Linked DNA regions of Homo sapiens: region 2 is linked to region 1. The links are chromatin loops, found by intact Hi-C in ENCODE. Cell type or tissue: ascending aorta. All regions are shown on one strand. Links, peaks and the distances in the headings refer to the core of each region. The heading gives the core; the rest is flanking DNA.

What was found. A loop is a pair of places that touch in the nucleus more often than their neighbours do. Peaks named below come from ENCODE experiments on the same cell type or tissue, not always from the same donor. Only the 100,000 strongest peaks of a DNase experiment are listed, where the experiment ranks them.
Region 2: it touches region 1 in a loop (13-fold over the local background); 35 of 110 quality-filtered maps call a loop at or near these places.

The regions. Positions count from the first base shown.
Region 1 is chr21:15,478,696-15,487,637 of GRCh38, reverse strand. No RefSeq gene overlaps it. Among named protein-coding and RNA genes, the nearest start is that of USP25, 250 kb to the left of the region's middle. RefSeq lists a silencer at 4,426-4,475. In ascending aorta, for the core only: a CTCF peak has its summit at 4,267 (motif pointing right); a DNase peak (open chromatin) is centred at 4,267.
Region 2 is chr21:14,254,941-14,263,882 of GRCh38, reverse strand. No RefSeq gene overlaps it. Among named protein-coding and RNA genes, the nearest start is that of RBM11, 43 kb to the right of the region's middle. In ascending aorta, for the core only: a CTCF peak has its summit at 4,007 (motif pointing left); no DNase peak of the experiment used is centred there.

The DNA of each region.
Region 1 (8,942 bases), core at 556-8,555:
ACCTATTACATATTTGTGTCTATAATTACTATCCAGTAATTATTAAACCAAGTCTGGTATTCTTGCAAATCAAACTATACAATCCAAGTAAATTTTTACCTTCAAATCTTTTTTCTGGCCATTTGTCTTTTTCTTTTAATCATACATTTTCTTTGGAGTTGTTAAAAGAGCAAAGTCATACATTTGAGTAAGTGCAGATGGCCAAGATTAAGAGAACATTCAGGCTAGGGTCCCTCCAACATAATTTAATTTAGGGGTTCGAGAGTTCCAGAAAGCTTTCCGCTGGGGTAGAAAGGCATTTTAGGAGGATGTGAGTGACTGGCAGCCTTGCCGAAGTAATTTGTACTCTCTTTCCAGCCAACTGCAATAACATCAACTTCAAGTGATAAGGATACTGCTAAATTTGCTTTAATTAATGTCAGGTTCCTGAGTAATAAATCACTATTAATTGTTGAGTTAGTTTTTTGGAAATGGCCTAGTCTTTTTGGCTGTTGCTGATATTTGGCTGGGAAAGTCTTCCACTTGTGGAGGCCCTACCTGCTCAATCATTTACTTTACTGTTCTTAGCTTTTCAAGGTAAGAATTTCATCACGGTTGAAGGTCCATGAAATTACTCTCATTTTATTTTGCAATTTTCCCAAAGAGTAGAATTTCATAACCTAATGTGGAATTCAAAAAGGGAAAACATCTATATGATTCTACTCTTCTAATCCCGAAGAGTAGAATTTCATAACCTAATGTGGAATTCGAAAAAGGAAAACATCTATATGATAAAAAATAACTGAACTTCTGTCTTCATTTTTCAATATTTTCTGGAGATGCCAGGATACACAAAACCTGTATTTTTTTCCTCTCTTCTCCCTATAATTTAGAGATGCATTTCTGAGTTGCGTAATTTCTAAAAAAGAATGTGTGTGCGTGCGCACATGCGTGTGTGTACTTGTGTATGTGTGCGTGTGTGTGTGCACATGGGTGTGTGCATGTGTGTGCGTGTGTGTGCATGCATGCACGTGTGCCTGTGTGTGTGCACGCATGCATGTGTGCATGTGTGTGTGTGCATGTGTGTGTAAGTTCTCCTAGCTATTTGGTCTATCCTTTAATTCAACTTATTTGAGCTGGTTGGTCTCATCTAGTCTAACCTTGCAAAGAATCCCCTTCTCAACCAAGGATCCATCTTGTGCAATAGCTTCTTGCTTCTGAGGCTTCCTAGAGCTCTATTTTCAGTTCAGTTTGGATTTGTACTTCTTGCTTCCACTGGGTGACTTTATTCTTTGTAGTGTACACTGTCACATGCATGCAGGAAATATGCATAGGTAAGTTCTAGTCTGGGCTGATCCTACAGATGTTTGATATGTTGTATAATTATGCCTCCTTGATATGTAACCATAGGCCATTTCAAATTCTGTTAAATTTGAAATATACCAAGTAGCATTATTGATTAGTTAATCCATGGACGTCATAAATTCTGAACTCTCTAATTGGCATATCTTGTATTGGTCCTTCAGATTCTCAGAGAAATGTGTCTGAACCAGGGTAAGAAAGGAACGACTTTCTTAATGCATTACATTGCAATTCAGTGAATATGCTAAGCTACCACATTAGGAACCTGGCCAAGCTCTTTAGTCAATTTTCAATTAATTTTAAGTGGGGGGAGGGGCAAAGGGTGCTGAAAAAGAAATGGGCTGAGAATTAGAGAGCCTGACACTGACATCTGACACACAGACAATTTACTGAACCTCATTTTCACATCCATTAATTCAGTGAGAGCTGGATGGTTGGGCTGGGGAGTTCCTCATGTCCTTTCCACTGCTAACTTTCTATGAATAATTCTTAATGTCCACCTGTAACCAGTCCATTGCTTATCAATTTCTTTATTTCACAGGGAGTAGGAGCAAAGTAAGGTATTAAAACTCGGATGGTCGCTTTTTTTTGTTGTTCTTACAACTTCTGGCATATAAGTTTAGGTTTGAAAGAAGAATTAAACCATTTATAAAAACAGAGAAGGAAATTATCTGTAGATTTGTGAACATACACAGCAGCTTCTCATTTAGCATATAAAATTTAGAACTGGATTTTTAAAAAATAGAATCTTTGCTAAACAAATGCATATTTTTCCTTCAACTTTTCTTTGTCTACAAAAATTTCTGAATACTAGTCCCCCCAATCGTCACTTATAGTTCTTATGAAGCAACTAGCTTCTTAAAAGCTTTGAGTTTACTCATCTCTCAACAGTGATTATAAGAGCCTCATTTGCACTCAATCAAAAAGTATGCCTATTTCAATGTCTTGTTATACTTCAATGATTTTCTAGCTTCACCTCAGCAGTGATTTTGCAGGATAAGAGTGGAAACCACTGGAAAATAGAAGACTGAGGAGAATTGTGTAGCATTGTATAAGATATCATAGGTATGGGTTGTTTTAATGGACTCCTCTTTACCCCATTAGTGAGGAAGGGATTTCCACGCTAGGGCTAAGGTGATGGCCATATACACAATACCTGGTGCTGGACAGATGGGATAGACAGCAATTTATTAGTCACATATACTCACAGCCCAGGAGAGGAGGACACTGCATGCCAGGGAGTATATCACCAGGAACAGAGTGAACAACCAGGGGCTGTGGGAGCAGGCTTTGTAGTATCAAGAGGGCATGATGTCCTGGTTCCCACAAGACGACGTGATTGGCTTGTTTGAATAAATCCATAGGCTAGCTGGGAACTGAAACCTACTCCCCAGTAATAGGCAGAAATTGTGCCTGGTCACCTCACTAAGGAGAGTTATTCAGTTAGGGAGCTTTATTCTCACAAGCAAAGTGAGGAGGGGAACTTGCAGTTAGACCATTTGAGACCCTCCATTCTTAGCAGATGTCAAGCAGAAAATAATATTGAATTTTAGTTTTAGTTCTAACGACACATGGATATATGAAGTTATATATTTTTTAAAAAATTATCTAAAGCAAAATTAAGAAAATTAAGAGGATCATATTTAAATAAAATATGGGAAACAATTATTGGTGAGAAATAAAGACTAATTTTTTTTGGAATAATATGTCAGAAGATGTATTCAAGCTTTAATAAATAACATCAAAATCCTGGAGAAAATGTTTTGTTTGGATAGAAAATGGGTGAATTTTAGGATCTTCCAGTTTTAAGCTTTTATCGTTTGTTATCACCTGATTGATAGTTTGTCTTTCTCAGGGATTTCATTAATAAATACCTTTTCCTGGTTTTAATTTCCCCTTTTGTTCTAAAGTGTCTCTGCATAGGTAATCTAAGCTCTTTCTGCATCTTACAAGATTGAGGTTGGCTTTTCCGGTATTTACTTTGCTTGGCTTTCACAGAGCAAATTTGAATTTATGATTTTAGGTTTGCTCAGCTCTTTTGTATATAAGAAAATGCTCTGCAAACAACAATTCAATAGACTAATTTTTATGTAATTTATAAATTGCAACACATTTTTAATGAGAAGAAACTATTCAGAGGAATAGTATTAAGGATGAACCTAACACTATTGAAAGGCTATTTTTCAATAAATGCTAGTGTAGTTTACAATCTTTTATGGTAGAGATGTATTTACCATAACCAACTCCTTCAATTTTCCTGGTACTTGTTTTGGCACTGAAAATATCGCATCCTAGGAAGCCTGTGAATCCTGAGAAAACCAAGACGGTTGGTCACTCTAGTTGTATTCCCATTAGAACTTATATTTCAGCAGGTCAGAAATAGATACAAGGTGACTGGCATATATCTTTTTAAAGTATTGTATTTCTTGCTATATCCCTGACACTTAAAAGATTTCTGGGTGTGTAGTAGGTTTTCAAAAAATATTTGATGGCAAAATGATTGAGAATACAGCCTACCAGTCAATGTCTAATTAACTCAGAAGGAGAAGGTTTATCTCATTGGAATATCATCTTTATCTGTTAGGAACCATCTCTTCTAATTCATGTGAGATAAAAATAGTTCTCTGATTGGAGAATACCTGGCGAAGTGTGCTGAATCAGTCAAAAGGAATGAGTGTTCCAAAATGTGAATGCTAGTCAGTTTGTAATGAGTATCATTGAAAATCCCAAGTTAAAAAGTCAGATGCTTGTTTATCATGTTACTCAAAGCATCTTTAGTAAAATACCCAAACCTCTAAAATTATCAATTTCACCTAACCCTTTGTGAAGACTGTACATGTCCACTCAGGTCTGATGGTGTAGGAGAGGCGGGGCAGGAAACCCACACTTGAGAAGGGACTCTGAGGCTACTTGCTGCAATCTGTCCAGCAGAGGGCGGTGGTACACCTCTGCAAAGACCGAGGCCCACTCTGGGATACGCGAGGATGGTCAGAAAGATGCCTAAGGCCTGCCTGCAAGCGCAGAAAATTAAGAGCATTGGGGAAGGATTCTATGCAGGAAAGCTCTGAGGTCACTTGATACAAGCACAGTGCTATCGTGCACAAGCTGTGGTTTCCCAGTGAACAGTCTTAAGTCACTCAGAAATATATGAAGTCTCATAATTTTACTTTAACCTAAAATAAAACAAAAACAATAAATTATCGTTCCTGAGGGCCAATGCACTAACTACAAAGCTCATTTAAAAATGAAAAAAACACTAAATACTCAAAACCAAGACAAAACACAAATGTATAAAGTTTAAAGGAAAAATCCTAATCATTTTTTCTAGCTTCTGATGATATCGAACATGTTCAGTGCCTTAAAGTTTCCCAAAGTTACAGTGACATTCTTTTAAACATACAGGCTTTTTGAGATCTTTAGGATTCTACTAGTTTTGTGTTTTGTGGCAAACTCTTGTGGCACAGAGCAGTTAAGTGCTTTATTTAGGGACACATAGCTAGATGGAGTAGAGCCAGTTAGTTTGAAAACTAGTTTATTTCTGTCTGCACTCACCTATGGCACTCTCCAATTACATACCACATATTAAATAACATTATATTTATCATTAATGATTACCCATGCTTTAACTGAAGACAGGTATTTCTTACAAATAATAAGGTGATTTCACCAAGACTAAACTTGATAATCTGATTTGTGTCCTAAAATGTCAACTTGCCCTGTAAATAATAATTCAGAAAAAAAAAAAGAGTGAAGTGTTACTTTCCAAAGAGCAGGAAAATTCTGGGTGCAAGAAAGAAACATTATTTCTAGATATCATTAAGGATTTCTTTAGTACTTTCAGAAAGGACATAAAGCATCTTTAGAAAAGAGAAGATAATGGTGAAATGAGGGAGGTTCTGTGCTCACTAGTGACATTTAATTTTCTTTGCTGAGGATGAAGAGGAAGATGAGGTCTCTGGGGACAGCTCCTAACATGCTTGCAGCAGGGTGACATTGTTGAATGCTTTTTCTGACTTCCATTTTTTCAGGGTAGTGAGAGCTGTTTGGCTTCTCCCCCTGGAATCTGCAGTCATTTGCTACCCTACAGCAAAATCTGGGTGATCACAGTTAGGAAAAATGGGTTCTGTGACTTCACATTTACATTCTGCACTAGTGTTCATGGGCTCCATTATTAAAAAAAAAAAAAAAAGAAAGACCCTCAGGGGACCCCCTTTCTCTGGCCTTGAAAGCTACATGGCAAATCTATAGCAAAGCTATTTGAAGGGTATACGTACTTGTGAATGACATGTGGTCCGCTCACCATCAGGAACAGATCTTCTTCAAGCACAGTCCTCTAACGTGAGCTGCTTGGCTTGGCTATCCAGGAGTTCAACTGCATGTGCTGTTTGGATTTGTTTGTGTCCAAATATATGTTTAACAGTAACTAATTTTTTTTTAATTGAGACTTCGCAACGGCAATAAAGAAGATTACTTCAGAATGACCCATCTGTAATTTACAATAAACTATATTTAATTTATTCAATTATGCATATAAAGCATATCTATGCATACATGTATGAAATGCCCAGAAACCGTGCTCAGCTTTAACTAAAATGAGATCCCTGGGTCCCCTACTAATCTTTTCTACATTCTTTTTTTGTTTTGAGACGGAGTCTCACTCTGTTGCCTGGCTGGAGTGCAGTGGCACGATCTTGGCTCACTGCAACCTCCACCACCTGGTTTCAAGCGATTCTGCTGCCTCGGCCTCCAGAATAGCTGGGACTACAGGCACCTGCCACCACGCCTAGCTAATTTTTGTATTTTTAGTAGAGACAGGGTTTCACCACGTTGGCCAGGATGGTCTCGATATCTTGACCTTGGGATCTGCCCACCTCGGCCTCCCAAAGTGCTGAGATTACAGGTGTGAGCCACTGCCCCCAGCCCCTACTAATCTTTTCTAGCTATGCACAGCTTAGGGGGAAAGTATCTTCAGTTTTGACCCTGATCCTCTTACTGTGTCATTATTTGAATTTTTTTTTTTAATCATAGGTTGACTTCCCTCTGTGTTCTCTGTTTTTATGTGGATCTGCCTCAGTGTAGTCACTTCCTGAGTCAAGACAGATGTGCTAATTGGAAGAATTCTCAGTCTCTCTCTGTTTGCAACCATTTAGAGTTCAGACTTTAAAATACAGCCTTTGCAGCAGAATTTCCACAGCTTGTATTTCTGTTCTTATTTACTACTATACATAGCCCCGCAAGGGCTGGATATGTGAAACTGCTCCATTTCTGTAAATATGTCTATTGTAACTCTTGATTATATAATTCCTCTTCATCTCTACTATAGTAGCCCCTTCAAATTGGAATTCAGTATCCCTCTTATGTTTGCATGTAGCACACTATACTTGTCTTCTCACAGAACTCATCAAACTGTCTTCAAATTGTCTATTTATTATCTGTTTCCCATTAGATTGTAAGGTCTGGGGACAGGAACACTCCTATCTTTATTTGTTCATTCATGCAACCAGTGAGTTGTTTCCTCCTGCCTCCATGCCACTAGTATTTGTTGAGCATCTACTATGTGCTAGACGTGCGTGCACACACGCTCAAACACACTTAAGAGCACAGCAGACATTTTCCTTGCAATCATTATGTCATCATTGAGCTAATAGGCTAATGAGGCAGGCAGAGGTTAATCAAATAATCAAACAGACAACATGAATTATCATTAAATGTGATGAAAGAAGGAGAGGTACATGATACCATGAAATTAATACAAAAGTAGCTGGGTGTGCAGTAGGTGAAGTGAATTCTGAACTGAAACTTAAAAGATGACAGAGTTAACTAGAAGGCAAAGTGGGAAAATAGTATTGCAGGCTACAAAGCTGCAAGGCAGAAAGGGTAAGTTTGAGAAATGGAAAAACATTGTGGTTGGATAACAGACAGTGAAGAAGAGAGGGGTGGTAGATGAAGCTGAATAAACAGGTATGGAACAAATTACACAGGGCCTTGGCCGCCGTGTTAGGAGTGTTGGCTTCCATCTAAAGAGCCGGGGAAATCCAGTGGAGCGTTTTAAGCACGAGAATCACAAGACCCTGTATGTAATTGCTCTGACTCCTGTGCAGAAGATGGATTGGATAGGATCCGAGTGAATGTAGAGATTTACCAAGGTGGCTCCTACAGCAGTCCAGGCAATAGATGATATAGTTTAAACTGGGGTGGTGGGGGTAGAGAAGGGTAGAAATTGCCACATGGTAGGATGAAACTGGATTCATATAGCTTTCAGCAAAGTGAAGAAAATCTTTCCAGAAGTGACTGGTTATGAGTGCTGGACATTACTTAGAATTTTCCCACTGTGCCTTGTTCACAATTTTATCTCCAGCACCTGACACATGCAGGTTCTTGTGGTTAGTGCTTAGTACATTTTTTTTTTCAAGAAAAGACAGAGGAGAGTAAGAAAAGAAAGCAAAAAGGAAACGCATAATCTCACCAGGCTTTTAGTGAAAAGGAAAAAATCTCTGGAGAGTTTTCACCACCATTCAAAATTCAGAAATCTTTTGCTGGTGTTTGATAGAAAGTAGCTCTCAAATCGAGTGCAAAATTTGATTGTTTATTTGTTTATATAGTGGCTACTTCCAGTGCTGGGTTGACAAGGATGCTGAGGCCTGGCCTGGGCTTCATAGAACAGAGAGCTGTGCTCCTTTAACATTGTCTGCCATTGGCATGCAGCATAGAAGGGATGAAATAAATGCTACATTTTGTTGCTTCTACAGATTACACTATAGCTACTTCCTATGTTGCATCATAATGGAAACCCTCACTGAAGGTTTTGTCTGCTTACCTATTTTATATCTAGTTGTACTTGTGTTGTATGTGCTCAGATCACACACATTCATTAATACACACACATTTTGCTGTTGTTTTATTTTCACTAGAATTATCATTAGGAAAAAGAACATGGTAGTTCAGTCTATGGGAACAGATCTTCTTTTGACCTGAAATGTTGCACTCACTCTGTATAATGGATTCAAAAGACAAATAGTGCGCTCGTTATTTCCATGAGAAAAGGATAAATTGGGACAGATTTAAGGACCCGTAAAACTATCATGCTCCAAAATCACATTTCATGATTGAGATCACGTCTGCTTGTCCCACATCCATCCCCCACTATTGATCCACTGCCCCAATTTCCAGCAGCTTTGCTCTTTCCGCCATCTCAGTACCTGCCTCTCACGTGAGAACCTTCCACTTCACCAATGATCTGACTTTAACTCCTCTTCCTACAGTATACAGATACTGTAGAGATTCTCAGACTCATTCCATGGTGACTTCAAAGCTCCTCCTATAAAAACTGGAAACACTTTTTTCTTTTAATTCACCCTCTTTAATTTGTGTCTTCAGGGATCTCTAAAGAATTAAGTGTGTATTTAGCTCCCAAAAGTTCAGAAGTTCAGACTGCCATCTGAACCTTTGAGTATGTTCTATCAACATAGCTAACACACAGAGTTAATTTCCTCTGTCATCAGAGATGACATTAATTGCTCCCAAATTCCCACATGCAAGAAGACTAAGCGGGAGCATGCAAAGCTAATCCCCATCAGTCTCTAGATACCAAAACTCAACAG
Region 2 (8,942 bases), core at 656-8,655, 1.2 Mb after region 1:
CCTTCAGTGTGTTTAAGAAAATACCTGAGAGAGAAGAAGAGCAAGAAATATGGTTATTTGGTAATATTCAAGGAGACCCTGGCATTTAAACTTGCAGAACAGGTGTTAGAATTTGGAAGAAACCCAAGACCACAGTGCTTGTTTAGACTTTGTACAGAAGTTTTATCCTGACTAAAACCTAAACAAGTGATCTAAATAAGTATAAAATAACACATCTCATAGACAAGAAAGCATTGTTGGTTATAGTTTAATTTGTAGATTTTTTTCTTAGTAGTTCAGGAAATAATGATAAGGCTCACAATCATTGACATCTTAGATCCAACGAATTATCGTATTAGGAACAGCAGATGGAATTCAGTCAAGGATGACGATTGACAAAGGAGTCTTATCATTTAAAAAATCATTTCAAATTAAAGCTAATATCTTTTAAGTATAGAAGTAGACACAATAAAATCATGTGTACTGTAAAGGTTTAAAAAAAAGGTCACAACAGGTTAGTTCACAATTTCAACCTCATTTCCAGCCTCCTCCTTGGTCAATGTTCTCATACTTCGACTCACCATCGATCTTTATATATTAAAGCAAAGGTGGTGGTTATGACACAAGAATGTAGTCATTATCTTCCTATTTACTTTAACTAGATGAATTTATGGGATAAGGATGAGCTATGCAAGGAAGAGTTTCATTAATTTGGCTTTCAAAATTGCACATTAGTGAACAGAGAGAGAAGTCGGAAAAGTCTTTAAATTCTTCAAAGACTACCAAAGTGATTAACCTTCATTAAAGAAGATTCCTATAAAAATATAGATACAGTTTCTCCCTCAATGATTATTAATTGAGAATTAATTTAAGGATAAAAAAACTTTCCAAATTTGAACAAAAAGAAAGAGAAATCTGAAAACCTATATTATTTAACATGTTGAATTTCTCTCTTTGAAATCGCTGAAACAATTAATTAAAGCTCACATTATTTTGAACTTAGCCAAATATACTTACATTTATATTTGGAAATTATAATTATATCCATGAACATATTAAGCAAATTGCCTAAATGTATTACTGCCTATTTTATAAAAACATTTGAAAACATTAAAAAGAGCAAAGAAAAAGATCGCCTAAACTCTATCCTCACCTCCACCCCATGACAACTCTATGTGTAATTTTCTGTGCTCCAGTTCTTAAATAAGCTCTATTATTGCATTTAGTTACAATTTTACCATGTTTACATTTATTTTTTTCCATTTTTAGGTTTCACAAATAGTTTTCCTGCATTATCCCCATAATTATCATTAAAAATAACTACCTAATATTTTATTATGCTAATGTAGCATAATTTAATAATGTCAATTATTCAACATCTTATTATTTCCAAGTTTTTACTATGACATAAGCTTCTTTGTGCAGAAGTGTTTTTACTCACTTCTTTTTATTACTTTGAAATGAATTACAAAGAATTACTAGTTCAGGAGGTTTCAGCATTCTAATGGTTCTGCTTAACCTTTGGCAACATTATCCAAAAGCATACTAGTAACTTACATTGTCCCCAGAATGTTATTTATTTATAAATTGATACATTTATTTCACTTAACTTTACACTCATCTTCCTGCTCTGTGGGTAATAATGATAGTGATGATGACATCACCACCACTAATAATAAGGTTATCTAGTCTAAAACACGCTGAGGACTCTTCTAAGTAATTTATATAGAATTTTAATCAACAATTGTAGGTTTTATGTTCAAATCAATTTGTATTTGATTCCTTGCTCTTCTGCTAATTAACATTGTGGCCCAGGCAGGCCATTTAACTTTTTTCAGATAAACTTTCCCAGTCATACTATGCAAATAGCACTAAAACTCTTGCAGAATTTTTGAAAAGATTGGTTTTCTTAACATTTGATTTAAAAAATTGCCCTTTTAATCTTTCTAGAATTTATTTTTTAATATGTTAAAATGTGTGCATCTAGTCTTTTCTGAACAATTCATTTATCACAGTATTGATTAAATACTATTCAGTTCACCAATATTTAATGTGTACTTCCTTATATTCTAAATTATCATAATCCATTGTGTCTATTTCTGAACTTTCTTCAGCTCACCAATATTCAATGTGTACTTCTTTATATTCTAAATTATCATAATCCATTGTGTCTATTTCTGAAACTTCTATTTTTTCATTGATATAATTTTATGCCAATATAATAAATAAGATTTCAATGATTATTGCATCAAAATATGTTTAATCCTTTGGTAGACTATAATTTCCTTACTAAACTTTCTCCTTAGTTCAGCTAAAAATTGGGTTGTTTCCTGGTCACAGGACCAGGAAAGATTAGGCTCACAGACACTTTGAAGGGTGCGGGGATTATGGAATTTATTGGGCAAAAAGGAAAATAATACAGTAAAACAAGAGGGGTTCCTGTTAACAGGCCCCCATCTCACAAATAGAATCCCAGGTTACTTCACAGGAAGAGGAGGGACCAGGTTCCTTCCCCCTGCAAATGGGGGGAACTTCCCAAGGCTCCACTCTGTCCTCCCAGTGCACAGGCCGATTGGAGATTCTCTGGGGAGCTCTTTTTAATTGGCTGTCTCAAAGTTGTCAAGGCTTTATTGATATGTTCTCAATGTAGCACAGGTGCAGCAACCTCTGTAAATGAAACTGTTGGGAAGTTTCAGTGGTCCCATTAAAGTTGGCTCGAGCAAACTTTTAGAACTCGAACAAAACGCGTGTCTGATTGTAGCTACAGAATCAACGGAACTATATTGTAGGATGCCTTATTTGAAATCCATGAGGTATGAGTTCTGAAATATTTATTATATTTTAATACAAAATTTGCAACTATATTTAAATTTTCAAGAATATAAATATTGGTCTGTTGAACCAGAATGTGTCATTCAGAGAAAAGAATGAGTAAATTGTCTGATTTACAAATTAAATCCTGATTTAATTGAAATCCATTCAAATTCAATTAAATATACTCAGTGTCATGCTATTTAAATGGAAGACAGCATTGCATTCTATAACAAAAGATGGTTTCCATAGATATTTTAAAAACAAAAAAGACAAATTTACTGTAGATGAAAGGTCCAAATTACACATTAAAATTTTGATATTTTAGACATGAGTTCACAAAGTTCAACATTTGTTAAATAATGATAATATAATTAATATTGTTAGCATTTATTTAGGACTTACATGCTAAGCATATTCCCAGGGATTTGTACTCATGTTATCTTAGAGCAAAGTTATGAGGAAGAAACCATTATTACCTGCATTATATAGCTGAGGAAACAAAAGGTTCAGAATAAAACCTGAGAACTTTGTCCCAGATCATACAGAACAAGCATTGGAATCCAGATTTTTTTTCTCTCCAGAGTCTGTGCTCTCAACCATTTTGCCAAAAACAATTAAATCCTTTTATGTTTTGACTTTTCTTCTACTTTGCTTAGCAAATGATTTTTATTATGTATAGCTTTGTAAATTTAAACTGAAACCCTTTACAGCGTCTTGACTATTCAGCTGATGGAACAGCCTCTATAAAAGATCAAACAGTACTTAACAAGTGCTCTTGTTTAGGATTGAAGGCTAACACTGGGAAAAAACAGTGTATGTAGTGTGAATTTAAAATAGAGCACACCTTTCAAATAGCCTCTAAAATTAAAAATATGATATATGACTGTAAATTGTTGACTTCATGTTCACAACACTTTCTGATTTAATTTCAGAATATGTTTATTTTATGATTTCGTAAAAACTTATCAGTAAAGGGCTATAAAAGCTCTAAGATAATGGTTTGACCTTTGTTCTTTCAATACCAAAAGTAAAACTAGCACTACCATCCAGTTTCAATATATAGGCAGGGGGCTGTCCAGCTGGCATTAGCAATTGCAAATGTAGACTTCACCTTTCCAAGGCAAAAAAGGATGGTTGGCTGTGGGAACAAATCTTCATCTTGGAATAGCCTGTGAGAATGCCTAATCATCTACGAATATTACTTTGGCACCATCTACTGGACAGATTAAATAACAACCAACTCACTGTGGATTAGACCTACTTCTATTTCAGCGCTTTTTGTAGTAGCAATCCATATCCTCCAGATAGTCAGAATTAATTTCCCAGCCATAACATTCATTTTCTTCTTTTCCTGTTGATTTACTAGCATGGGGAGCTCCAAGTGGCCACGTGTGGGCTCAGCTTCCAGTTTAATGGAACCATATTAAAGCATCTCTGGTGGAAGCATTCCTCCCTTGGAAACCAAGATCACTAAGTTAGCAGAACCCCAAATCTTGGGAACATTAGGTCTCTGACACAATTCCTTAACTCTGCCATTGTAGTATGAAAGCAACCACAGACAATAGTAATGGAATGAGTGAGGCTGTATTATTACAATAAAAGTTTATTACAAAAAGAGGCAGCAGGCTAGAGGTGGCCTCTGGTCCATATTTTACCAACCTTTGATATACATATGATTTAAAACTCTACAATTTTTAATGACTTGCTCTATGACCTTGTATAAGTTTCCGTCTCTAACTGTGCAGTGTTCTTGTTTGTGGGGTGGCAGTCAGATGGATATAGAAAGATAAACAAAGATATTGAATTCACTAATTGCATTGTTCAATTTGTCTAAATCTCTTATGAATTTGTCTGTATGCTTGCTTTTTCCATTATGCATAAAAGTGTGTAAAATCTTTTGCTGTGATTGTGAATTTGGGTATTTTTCCTTGTGCTTTTGGCACTTTTCCCTTTATGTGTTTTGAGAATATGATATGAAGTACACACAACATTAAATTTATTTCAAACTAGTGAATTGAATCTTCAATTATTTTCAAGTGCCCTCTTTATCACGTGTGTAATAATGTTTGCTTTAAAGTCTCTATTTCCTGATATCAATAAAGTTATACCAGCTTTTGTTTGTTTGGTTTATGTTTGCATGGTGTATGATTTTATATTTTGTTACTTTCAATATTTCAGTATACCTTTCCTTTTCCATTAGTTGGTTTATTGTAAGTCACATATAGTTGGTAGTTGGACTGTTTTTTTGTTTGTTTTGTTTTGTTTTGGAGACAGGAGCTCTCTTTTTATCACCCAGGCTGGAGTGCAGTGGGGTGAAAATGGCTCACTGCAGCCTCGATCTCTCAGGCTCAAGTGATCCTCCCACCTCAACTCCACAAGTAGCTGGCATGCACCACCACTGCAGGCACGCACCACCACGCCTGACTAATTTTTGTATTTTTTGTAGAGATGGATTCTGACTCAGATAACAGGGTTAGCTCTAAGAAACAACAGAGGACAAGCTGGCTGAGTGCTAAAACTTCAAGATACAGAGGGTGTTTGAGTATTCAGAAGCTAAACTAGACCCATAATGAGAGAGAAAAGGGGACTAGAACTCAAAGAACATACCTAGACCGACTTAGTTTCAAGAAGCAAGCTAGGGAGTAATTCCGGGGGGAAAGAAGGTGATATAGAGGAATCTCAAGAGATCCAACTGGAGAAAAAAAGGAGGAGGTTAGATGTTTCCCAGAAGGAGCCAGAATTTGGGAAACTATCAATAAGTTCTATTTCAAAACTTCAGATAGGAACTATTGATAAATTCTCCATCAATACTATAGGTAGTAACTATGAATAAGTTCTCTTTCAAAACTGCAGGGAGGGGCTGGTCGCGGTGGCTCACGCCTGTAATCCCAGCACTTTGGGAGGCCAAGGCAGGTGGATCGCCTGAGGTCAGTAGCTCGAGAGCAGCCTGGCCAACATACTGAAACCCTGTCTCTACTAAAAATACAAAAAATTAGCTGGGCATGGTGGCAGGTGGCTGTAATCCCAGCTACTTGGGATTACAGGCAGGAGAATCGCTTGAACCCGGGAGGCGGAGGTTTCAGTGAGCTGAGGTCGCGCCATTGCATTGAACTCCCACTTGGACGACAGGAGTGACACTCAGTCTCAAAAAAAAAAAAAAAAAAAAGAAAGAAACAAAGAAAAACTGCAGGGAGAGAATCTGTAATAAAAGCAATCAGGGAATGACCCAGTGGGGGACATGAAGCTGCACCACCCAGACAACCTTCAAGGAGGATTTGTCACCCCAAAGTTTGCTGGGATAGGTGCCAGCAGAGAGCCTTTAGTTGCCAAGTCCTCACAGGGTTGTCTCAGCTGCTAAGAGCAGTCTGGCCAAAGGCCACACACTTCTGTGGTGGCTACAGTAAATGACTGGTAGACATTGGGGTACAAAGACCAGACCACTTCAGTGCAAAACAGGATAGCTCCGATTATGAAGAGGCAGTGGCCTCCTTCACTCTTCACCTTTTCCTCTGCCCATTGCTGCTCACATCTCTTCCTTGTCACTGGTGGCGATCCCAAGAGCATTCTCTAGGAAACATACTGTATGCTAAACTCCATCACAGAGTCTGCTTCCTGTAGAACCCAACCTGTGATACACCCCTTAAAGAGTGAAATAGCAATACCAAACGGTTGTATAAAGTATGGGCAAATGTGAGGGTGGAAGGATGATAAGATCAGTAGCGTATTCATCCGTGTTCTTCAGAGAAATACAATCAATAGGATATATGTGTACAAATATAAATCTACTATGTAGATTAATAAATGTATATTTATTAATATATTGATATTTATTTGTGTAAATCTATTATAATATAAATTATTAGGTAAATCTAATATAAATCTCTATATATTTATATTATAACTTATATAGATCTACTATAGTAGAAATCTACATAAATATAAATCTACTATGTAGATTTAATTATATATAGTATAAATAAATTTATATTTATTAATATAAATTCTAAATATAAATCTCACAAATCACCAGTAAAGAACTTACTCATATAACCAAATACCACCTGTTCCCCCAAAAACCTATAGAAATAAAAAATTTAAAAAAAAAATCCCTTTTGGGATATCTACAGAGTAGAAACATGAGCAGAGGGAACAACATATTCCCTGTAACATCTCTAGGCCTTTTGTTCTCTTAACCCACTGTACTTAACCATCAGTTCAGTGGCCAAATAAGAACAGTATAGTCCCCTTGAGAGGAAGAGACCAGTACTCTCTCAGGGCAAACAGCTTTCACCTTTAAAAGAGAATCGCGGTGGCTCATGCCTGTAATCCCAGCACTTTGGGAGGCCGAGGCGGGCGGATCACAAGGCCAGCAGATCGAGACCATCCTGGCTAACACGATGAAACCCCGTCTCTACTAAAAATACAAAAAATTAGCCGGGCGTGGTGGTGGGCGCCTGTAGTCCCAGCTGCTCGGGAGGCTGAGGCAGGAGAATGGCGTGAACCCGGGAGGCGGAGCTTGCAGTGAGCCGAGATCGCGCCACTGCACTCCAGCCTGGGCGACAGAGCGAGACTCCGCCTCAAAAAAAAAAAGCGAATTCCTCCAAAACCAAACACTACTCTTGGACTCCCCCCTAGGCCTATTAGTAACCAGTTTATATTTTCTTCCTAGGAAGCCATGAAATGGGACAGAATGCAGAATCACAATGAACCCAAAAGTGAGTTTCAAGGTGACAGAGAATTACCCTGACTCAGAGACAGGCTTCGGATTTCTAAGGAAATAGTTCTCTAAGGGAATGCACAAAGTATCACCCAAGTGCTTTATGGTATACTGACTTCCCTAACTTGTAAGAGAAGTTAGCAACCCTTCAGATATGTTAGAAATTTTGTAAAGTGAAGGCTGCAGTAACCAAAACAGCATGGTACTGGTGCAAAAACAGACATATAGACCAATGGACCAGAATAGAGAACTGGGAAATAAGGCCACACACCTACAACCATCTTTGTTAAGAAGTAGCAGATGCTGACAACGTTGTGGAGAAAAAGGAACACCTTTACACTGTTGGTGGGAATGTAAACTAGTTCAACCATTCTGAAAGACAGTGTGATGATTCCTCTAAATCTAGAAGCAGAATACCATTTGACCCAGCAAACCCATTACTGGATATATGCCCAAAGGAATATAAATCAATCTATTATAAAGACACATGCATGATTATGTTCACGGCAGCACTATCCACAATAGCAAAGACATGGTAACGACCTAAATGCCCATCAATGATAGACTGGATAAAGAAAATGTGGCGCATATACACCATGGAATACTATCCAGCCATAAAAAGGAATGAGATCATGTCCTTTGTAGGGACATGGATGGAGCTGGAAGACATTCTCCTCAGCAAACTAATGCAGGAACAGAAAACCACACACCATGTGTTCTCACTTGTAAGTGGGAGCTGAAAGATGAGAACATATGGACACATGGTGGGGAACAACACACATTGGGGCCTGTCTTGGGTGGATGGCGGGAGGGAGAGCATCAGGGAGAATAGCTTATGGATGCTGAGCTAAATAGCTAGGTGCTGGGTTGTTCTGTGCGGTAAACCACCATGGCACATATTTACCTACGTAACAAAACTGAGATCCTCCACATGTACCTGGGAAGCTAAAATAAAAGTTAAAGAAAAAAGTTGATGTTAGACTTCGTAAAATTCAAAACTTCTGCTCTTCAAACAACATGTTAAGAGAATGAAAAGACAAGCACCAGCTAGGAGAAAATATCTGCAAATTACACATCTTATAATGGACTTATATCCAGAATATAAAAAGAATTCTCTCAAAACCCAATACTAAGAATACAAACAACCAATTTTTTTAAATGAGTTGAACAGACCAATGAAAATATATTCAGGTGGCAAAAAAGCCATGAAAAGATATTCAACATTGTTATTCATTAGGAAAATGTAAATTAAAACCACAGTAAGATACCAGTACATACCTATTAAAATGATTGACTTAGAAATAAAAAATAAATTTTATAAAATGAAACCATTTTGATTACATTTATCTGTTTGGTCCACATCCCTAGAATTAGTAACAATATTGATATTCAAATAGTATAGTTTTCTATCATAAAAATGTAAATATAAATG